2 separate regions of the Homo sapiens genome follow, and region 2 is linked to region 1. A link is a loop called in an ENCODE intact Hi-C map of the cell type or tissue named here. Cell type or tissue: PC-3. All regions are shown on one strand. Each heading gives the region's core, and the rest is flanking DNA. Links, peaks and the distances in the headings are about the cores only. Region 1 overlaps FNDC3B (fibronectin type III domain containing 3B). Region 2 overlaps LOC105374217 (a long non-coding RNA gene).

Region 1 (4,403 bases), core at 183-4,182:
GCCCTTAATTCTTATAGCCACCCTCTCTGAGGTAGGGAAATCTTATTACCCATTGCAGACAGAAGGAAACACAGAGATGAAGTACATTTCCCAAGGCCACACAGTTAGAAATTTGGATCAATGGTATTTATCCCTGGAAGTCTAACCAGTATATACGGTATTGCCTATTCCCCTTGTTCATCCTGCAATCATGTTCCTCTAAACACCACAATCCACTTCCCTTAGCCCTACCCAATGAACACAAACAACAGGTAAAGATAACAACATTATGGAAGATAGGTCCCAAGTGTGTGTGTGATTTGCAAAGTCATTTCTCCACAAAGTCCATCATGAAAAATTCATAGAGGCCATACGTCAAAGGCACTAATAGATATGTCTACTTTGTACCTCAAAAGATAAAAATACATACATATTACATATTTGATCTATTTGCCTTATGGGAGGACAGCATGAAATTTGATCCAAACAAATAATGCTTATCATTGGGATGCTCTCCACCCAACCCCTGATGAAGGAAAAGGTCCTTTTTGCACGCACTGTAAGTAGGCACGTGATAATATAAAACTAAATGGTAGATCTGGTAAGATCATTTCCCTGTGTCAGGATGGGCTCACTGGGAGTAAGTTACTTTAAATGAATCACAACATGTTCCAGACATGGGCAGGGCTCAAGCCTGAACTTTGATACACAGAATTCTCCAACAGGTGACTCATGGGTTGCATCTGACCCAAGACACATGTGTATGTGTGGTGGCAGTGTGCAAAAACATAATGTTTTGAAGTATTAGAGCCACCTATGAATTAAAAGATACAGGCAATGACCATCACAAAAAGAGACAACCAGACACCATGCATTCCTAATAAAGGACTATGTCACTACCTACAAAACTGTCTTGGCAGAAAAACTGAACCTGTATCTGATTAAACCTCTTCATTGCTTTATGGGAAATATAGAGGACAGGAGAACAATATTAAGCAACACAACACGGATGCAGTCAGCCAAACTCATACTTGTGGAAGACTCTACAGGACAAACAAATTAATCTAACAAACAAGTTGCAAGAAAGAGAAAAAGATAAAGGGAAAAATGAATGGATTAAAATATATTTAAGACATATCAACCAAACCACATATTCACACATTTGAATTCCAATTACAACAAACTAAAGAAACAAAATCTTCATTCTTAGAACTGAGGAAATGGGAACAGTCCCGGGATTGTGAAGACATTTCAGGTGTGTGTGATGATGGTAATATAGTTTATAGGTGAAATAATATGATGTCTGAACCTTACTTCAAAATCATCAGGGCAGGGGAGAGGTAAGTGAGGACAATGAGGTAACAGAAGTTGAGTGATGAGAGTTCATTAAACTACTACTATCTAAACTACTATCTACTTCTGACTATATCTAACATTTTCTGAAATAAAAAAGTAAAAATTAAGCCTTCACTGAAAAATATCTGGAGCGCTCTCATTTTAAAAACCAAACTTCTGGCTTCTCTTAAAAACTCAAGGTTTTAGCAACACTTGGCTTTTTTTTTTTTTTTTTCAGATGAAGTCTCGCTCTGTCGCCTAGGCTGGGGTGCAATGGCATGATCTCAGCTTACTGCAACCTCTGCCTCCCAGGTTCAAGTGAGTCTCCTGCCTCGGCCCCCTGAGTGGCTGGGATTACAGGCACTTGCCATCATGCCTGACTGATTTTTGTATTTTTGTAGAGATGGGGGTTTCACCACGTTGGCCAGGCTGGTCTTGAACACCTGACCTCAGGTGATCCACCCACCTTGGCCTCCCAAAGTGCTGGGATTACAGGCGTGAGCCACTGCACCTGGCCTCACTCGGCCCTCTTTCCTGCCCTGTAGTAATGAGCTAAATCTGTGGGCAGCTCCCCGCTTTAGATGGAGCAGGTGCTGCAGAGTTCGCTAGAGTCCCCATCATTCCTACTGTCTCCACAGCACTGAGACTGCTTTTCAGCTGACCCTTACCCAACCCAGTTTAGCTGTTTAGGTTCTCTGCCTCCACCCAGTAAGTATGTCAGTTTGCAATGACTGGGCATTTGCCTACAAATGCAGAAGTATACCCAGGCAGATCAGGTCCTATATGTTCCCAAAAACAGCCACCGCCAAAAATCCATCTGGATAATAGAGCAGAGGGAGGAAGGCAGGGAAACAGCCTGCAAAGTACTAGCAGGATGCAGTCAGTTGTCTGGGGAAAGGTAAATTTGGTCTCAGTAAATTCTTTGTTCATTTTTAGTGGGATTCTTGGAGGCAGCAATCCATACTTCCTAGGCTGGAGAGTCGTAAGTGATGGAGACTCCTGGTGGCCAGGCTGGGAGGATGGCAGTGAGGATAAAAGTAAAAGAACCTGATGCAGGTTAGAAATTTGAGGTTGTTGAAAACAGACAGTTGTATGGGCCAGATGGAGTTGGCTATTTTTCTTGCCTTTAATCTTAAACAATGTTATGCTAAGGGTCAATGCTTTTCACACATAATATTTTGTCAGCCATTTTGCATGGCAATGTAAGTATGCTGCATATAGTACAAAAATTGGCACCACACTTAAGTATCCCTTGATTACATCTGTCAATTATAGTAGTTCAGTAAATGGACAGCAACTTACTGTTATAGTGACTAGCAACATTTTTACCAATAACTTTTATAGAAAAGAAAAATCTCTGCTAATGATGCTACATTTTAAAAGAATACTGCAATTTTTTTTTTTTCCACATAATGGCAATGAGTTTTCCATAAATATCATCATGTAAAAGGAGTATCTGTAGAGTACGGTCAGTTTCTTGGGTTAAATAAGTCAGCAAACAGTTCAGTTTTTGTTGCATTTATCCCAAGAAAAGAAAACATTTTTCTAACAATATAATTAATCTTGTTTTCACATTTGTTTCAGCTTAAATCCTGGCTAAATGCTTAGGAAACAGGTGCTCCAAGAATTTCAGAAGTATGCCTCCAACTTTTTCTAGCACGATGTAACATACTAGGAGCCACAGTTTTTGGTCAATAACATGTATTTTATAATCCTTCACTGTGCTTGTCAACCATATTTTTGGAAATGTTTCATTGCACAATTTTTCTGGGAAATGTCATTATATGATATCATCTCTGGGCAACTTGTTTGCCAAATTGTTTAGGCGGATGACTAGAAAACTGCTTCAAAATTTTCATGAAATTGCTATCCATTCCATCACTCAAATTACTGATTATCCTATCGCTGATAAAGATATAAATTGTTGACTCCCGCAGTAAAATGGTCATTGTAATGCCATTATTAATTATAGAACTACCAATTAAAAGACAAATATACTTCTCTGGCAGATGCATACACAGCATACATTTGTGTATGTATACATATTTATTTGTACAAATAAATGTATATATGTATAAATGTTCATGTTTGTAAAATTACATATTTATATATATATAAGTATTTAAAATATAATGCAATTTATTTACATATTGGATTTTTCTCATTTCTCCACACAATCTCTTGTCTCTCTGTCTCTGTCTCTCTCTCTCAGGCACACACAAACACACACTCTCACACACATGCACACACACACACTCTCTCTCTCTCTCTCTCACACATACACACACAGAGACAGGAGATTTTTTATTAGTGGCTTTATACAATACATAACACAATGCCCTTTACAGAAGCACTGAATAATCTTGACAATTACAAATGGATTCCTTTGAAATATTGTATGAACATTAAACCAAAAAAATTTATTTGTGTTAAGAATAGGGTAACAAATATGAAAGTGATTTTAATAAAGGTCTTCCTAAATTTTGCTAATCAATGTATGCATCATAGAGGGGTATTATCTTCCTCAATCACCACTAGGAGATTAGGAGAAAAAAAGAATAGTGACTGAACAGACGTGTAAGAATGATACACAAAACCTCATAGTAAAAGTGGAAAAGAAGAAACATTTTGTAAACCTGAAATGTCTTGGAATATAATTTTCCATGTGGAATCTGGCTCAAATGGCATGTCAGATGCCAACTGGAGCAGCCACAGGCATGTGAGCTACAGCACTGTCTAAAGGATGCCACTAGTCTCAATATATTCCCAGTAACAGTGAGTTGGTGGAAAGAGCTGTTCTGGCCTAGTAACTGAAGGCAACTACCAGGCAGTTAAATGACAGGGCTTCATGACTGAGACTGCTATTGAAAAAGAAGAAGGTTTGTGTGTCTGATGGGTGAACTCATGCAATAATACTAATATGGGGGCGGGCATGGGCCGGGGGAGTTGAAAATGAGAAAAAGCATTATATGAAGATATCAAGCAATCAATGTGAATAAGATAGACTCAGAGTAGCAAAATGAAAAGTAACAAGGAATACAAGAACAGAAGTCTAGGTGAGACTTCAGTACATGATTTAAGACAGAAAT
Region 2 (4,403 bases), core at 205-4,204, 340 kb after region 1:
ATAACAGGCGCCCGCCACCATTGTCAGCTAATTTTTGTATTTTTAGTAGAGATGAAGTTTCGCCATGTTGGCCAGGCTGGTCTCGAACACCTGACCTCAGGTGATCCACTCACCTTGGCCTCCCATAGTGCTAGGATTACAGGCATGAGCCACTGTGCCCAGCCCAAAGATATTCTTTTCTATTGATTTTCTCTTTCCCTCTGTGAAATGAGAGGATTCAAGTCACAACTTCACTGCTAGGAGAACCATTGTCATTCTCTGTTCTTGCATTTTTTTATTTTTATTTTTACCGAAACACACAAGCCCTAATTATTATGTTACTGAGTAGCTCCTGGTTCACCTCTATCACTTATTAGTGTGTCTTAGGTGTGTTTCTTAATCTCTCCGCACCTCTATTGCCTTAATCTGTAGAAAGGTGGTTGTAAAACACCTTATATCGTTAGTGTGATAATTGTAAGATACGTTTACATCTGTAGATACATATGTGCACATGATCTAAGTAGTAACAAATGAAAGTAAATAGTAATCTTGCAGTAAAGAACCCGCTTAAATTATTTGACGCTGAAATGCTCCCCTCCCCACATTTTTCAAAACAACACTTCTATAAATAATTCAAGAATCTGTTTAATACAATTTTCCCTCCCTCTATCCACCTTTTGTCACCCCTGTGAAGCCCTCTCAGGAGGAGTTAATCACTTTCTCCTCCTTCCTGCTCCGATCATGGTGTGTCATGGCATTTAGGGTGCTGCATTGTAATTTATCTGTTTACACATCTGCCTCTTTCTGAGAGCAGGGCCCATATCTTACTTATTTTTGTATCTCCAATGTGATGCGTAAAATCTAACAGGTGTATAATCAACGTTTATTGATTTGAATTATCTGTCACTGTTGACTTTGACATGTGCACGTTACTCAGAACCCTGGGTAAGGACAGTAACGCACGTTGCTCTGAAACAGGCAGAAAGAAAAGCAAGCTCATCACTTCTGCATGCTTCTTGGGTTGAAAATCCAACATACATAAATATCTTTAGTTAAAAGGACCCTGTGAGTTAGTGTAGGCATTGGATTGACATGCATTCTCTCCAAATGAATCTGCCAGAATGGAAGAGTCAACTTGCTTGAGTGATTCTGTGTCAATACGGCCTTTAAAAAGATGTTACCATGTCATCCTGCTGGATATGTTCATTCCAACAAATCATTTTCTATTCCAAAGTACTGTTTTTTCTTTTTTCTTGTCTTTTTTTTTTTTTTTGAGATGGAGTCTCACTGTGTCACCCAGGCTGGAGTGCAGTGGCGCAATCTGGACTCACTGCAACCTCCGCCTCCCGGGTTTAAGTGATTCTGCTGCCTTAGCCTCCCGAGTAGCTGGGATTACAGGCACGCACCACCACGCCTGGCTAATTTTTGTATTTTTAGTAGGCACGGAGTTTCACCATGTTGGTCAGGCTGGTCACGAACTCCCAACCTCAGGTGATTCGCCCGCCTCGGCCTCCCAAAGTGCTGGGATTACAGGCATGAACCACTGCATTAGGCCGAAATTGCAGTGTTTTCTTCTGATGCTTTGATCTAGCAGCAGCAGAAGACTGTTTATTCTTGTTCTGGATCAAGCTGGGACAAAACTGTGTTGGGCATCATTCTACCTTTGATTCTGTGCTGATGGTTCTTTTTATTGTGCACACTCTTCTTCAAGCCATGTCCTGATTCCCCTTTCCTCCCAGTCTCTGCTTTCCCCCAGTTCATTTCTGTATTTGCTACCAAAAAATGTTTTAGGTCACCTTTCTCCTTTTCATTATGCATACCAACTATGCATGTCCCCATAGACTGATGCCACATCCCCATGAAGAAAAGCATCTCACAGAGGTCAACTGGTGTTTTCCAGGTCACACAAGGTCAACACTGAACCCAGAATCCAGATTTTCTAACCTATGCTTCCCAGTAGCTTTCACTCTCACTGTAATTTTTATTGTTGTTATTTTTAAAGCTTAGGGGTTAACTCCCCTACCCCAGTGTGCGCAAACACACACACACACACACACACACACACACACACACACACACACGTTTAATATAGAGAGAAACATGAAGTTCTCTTTTCACAAGACATTAAGGGAATGGAAATTGTGAAGAAAGCTGTGAAGAACTTCCAAGTCATATTCAGGATTTTCCCAAATGGTTAGGTTAAGTACACAGAAAAAGGTAGCCTCCCTACCTCCCCAGGGTGGCTCCAGTCTATCTGAAGGGGCCATTCTCTGGCCATCCTGAAACTCATGCAGGTGGTGACTTCATCTTTCCCTGAGTAAGTGTGGTCACCGGCAGACACTCCCGGCGGGGAACAGGCAGGCAGGCCAGGATGTGGGAGGGTGATTCAGCAGGTAACAGCAAAGCCCCATAAGCCACCCTGTGGAAACGCCCATGAGGTCCACCCTCTCAGGCAAGTTTTAGAGGACAGAAGCCAAACTCCTACTCCCCACACTATTTTCCTCAAGACGAATTTTCTGTTGTCCCCTTTAGGAGAAAAGCTTCATATCCTGATCCACGGATCCCCGAATATTCCTGATGAATGTGGTCACTGCAATATGGTTCCCTTTTCTCTTCTTTCCTTCCTTCCTTCCTTTCTCTTTCTTTTCTTTCTTTCTTTTTTTTTTGAGACAGAGTCTTGCTCTTGTCGGCCAGCCTGGAGTGCAGCGGCACGATCTCGGCTCACTGCAACCTCTGCCTCCCCGGTTCAAGAGATTCTCCTGCCTCAGCCTCCCAAGTAGCTGGGATTACAGGCGCCCGTCACCATGCCCGGCTAATTTTTGTATTTTTAGTAGAGATGGTGTTTTGCCATTTTGACCAGGCTGGTCTCAAACTCCTGACCTCGTGATCTGCCTGCCTCGGCCTCCTAAAGTGATGGGATTACAGGCGTGAGCCACTGCACCCGGCCTCCCTTTGCTTTTCTTATGAAAAGGATTGATGGGCACTTGCCAACTTTATTTAGGCTCCTGCAGGTGAGGTGCTCCATGTTGAGCAGCCCTAGAATCCTGCACAGTCTGGGGCCTGGTGAGCCTGCAGCTAACTCAAGTGGTTGAGACGTGTTTGTTGAGGGAAGGAAGGGAAGAAATAGAAACTGTTAAAGGAATCTCTTCTTGAACTTCCTTATTGTATTCAGAGTTTTAAAAGCATGTAATTATGATGTTGTAACTGAAACTCTGAATATAACTATCGATATCTGAAACTTGTAATAAATTAATGAAAAATGAGTTGATTTCTTTTTTTCTTACTTCTTGGCACTTGGATCATAAAAACTGAAATGTTCTCTTGAAGCATATTTTGAAGTGTGGTTTTTTCCTTTCTCAGTGGATATTTATAGAACAAACATTAACATGCAAATTATATGGATACATTCTACCCCCACCCAACCCTCTTCATAATAGCCTGTGAAAAGTCAGACCGCGAAGGCACAAAGACGGTCTTATTACTTTTAACCTTTGGGGAGGGCGGCATGAACCACGGAAAGTTTACTTGGGTATCAAACTCAAAATGTACCTATGGCTTGACACAGCTCTGCCAGATAACACTCCCACACACATGCCAAGGTGCTTTTTGGACTTTGCTATGGAGACAGCCTCGCAATTAACGACACACACCGGGAAGGACAAAGAGAGAGGAAAAGTGTTTTCTGAAATGTCAGGTCCTCCCTCCTGCTGACTCTCAGCAATTTGTCAGGGGCTTTTCTCTGTGGTACTGGAGCTGGATTTTCCCACAGGTAAACTAGTTTTCCAGCTCGCACTCAGGAGCCCTGCTCTTCTGGGAAGCCCTAGGGTGTAATCTGGAGCCTGGTTGGGTTTTGGGGGTGTCATCTGACATCAGTTACCTCAGTGGGAAGGCCCTAGGCCGGAGTCAGGTGTTGAGAAGGGAGGTGAGGTTTGGTGCTTCCGAGGGTTGCTTAGTCCCAGTCAGATGCAATCTCTATCTCCTATGAAAAAGAAATACAATTCCTGTCACTCTCTTTCCTTAAAACCAACTTTGGGCCTTTATTACCCATAAGACAAAGCCTAAATTACTTAGTCTAGCACACAAGATTCTTAAGAAACTGGCTCTAGCCTAATCTCTCTCATTTCTTGATACTTATGAGTCGTTTGTCCTAAGGACCTGACAGTGTAGCTGTTACAAACTGTTGTGGGCTTCCAGCACGTTACATGGGGTACACAACACAGGCTCCCTTCCTGGACTGACCCCTCCACTGTAAGTGCCTTGTAAACTAATCTTGAGACACATTCAGCTGCCAGCCATCCCTAAATCCCTCCTGTGCTTGTTTAAAATCTGCATTGTGATGTGTATTCCATTAGAGTGAGTTTAGGCCAGGTGCGGTGGCTCATGCCTGTAATCCTCCTAGTACTTTGCGAGGCTAAGGCGGGCAG

The links. Hi-C counts contacts between places; a loop is a spot of excess contacts. Peaks named below come from ENCODE experiments on the same cell type or tissue, not always from the same donor. Only the 100,000 strongest peaks of a DNase experiment are listed, where the experiment ranks them.
Region 2: a loop joins it to region 1, with 2.4 times the contacts of the local background. A loop is called at or near these places in 1 of 110 quality-filtered maps.

What each region holds. Positions count from the first base shown.
Region 1 is chr3:172,302,043-172,306,445 of GRCh38, reverse strand. All of the region lies in intron 9 of FNDC3B (fibronectin type III domain containing 3B), which reads right to left. Among named protein-coding and RNA genes, the nearest start is that of GHSR, 140 kb to the left of the region's middle. RefSeq lists an enhancer at 573-867. In PC-3, for the core only: a CTCF peak has its summit at 2,327 (motif pointing left); a DNase peak (open chromatin) is centred at 675; H3K27ac peaks cover 1,009 bases.
Region 2 is chr3:171,959,042-171,963,444 of GRCh38, reverse strand. It overlaps LOC105374217 (a long non-coding RNA gene), which reads right to left. Exons shown (of 4, transcript XR_924718.4): 3 at 3,857-3,958. Among named protein-coding and RNA genes, the nearest start is that of TMEM212-AS1, 61 kb to the right of the region's middle. RefSeq lists an enhancer at 2,399-2,899. In PC-3, for the core only: no CTCF peak of the experiment used is centred there; a DNase peak (open chromatin) is centred at 2,334; H3K27ac peaks cover 1,685 bases.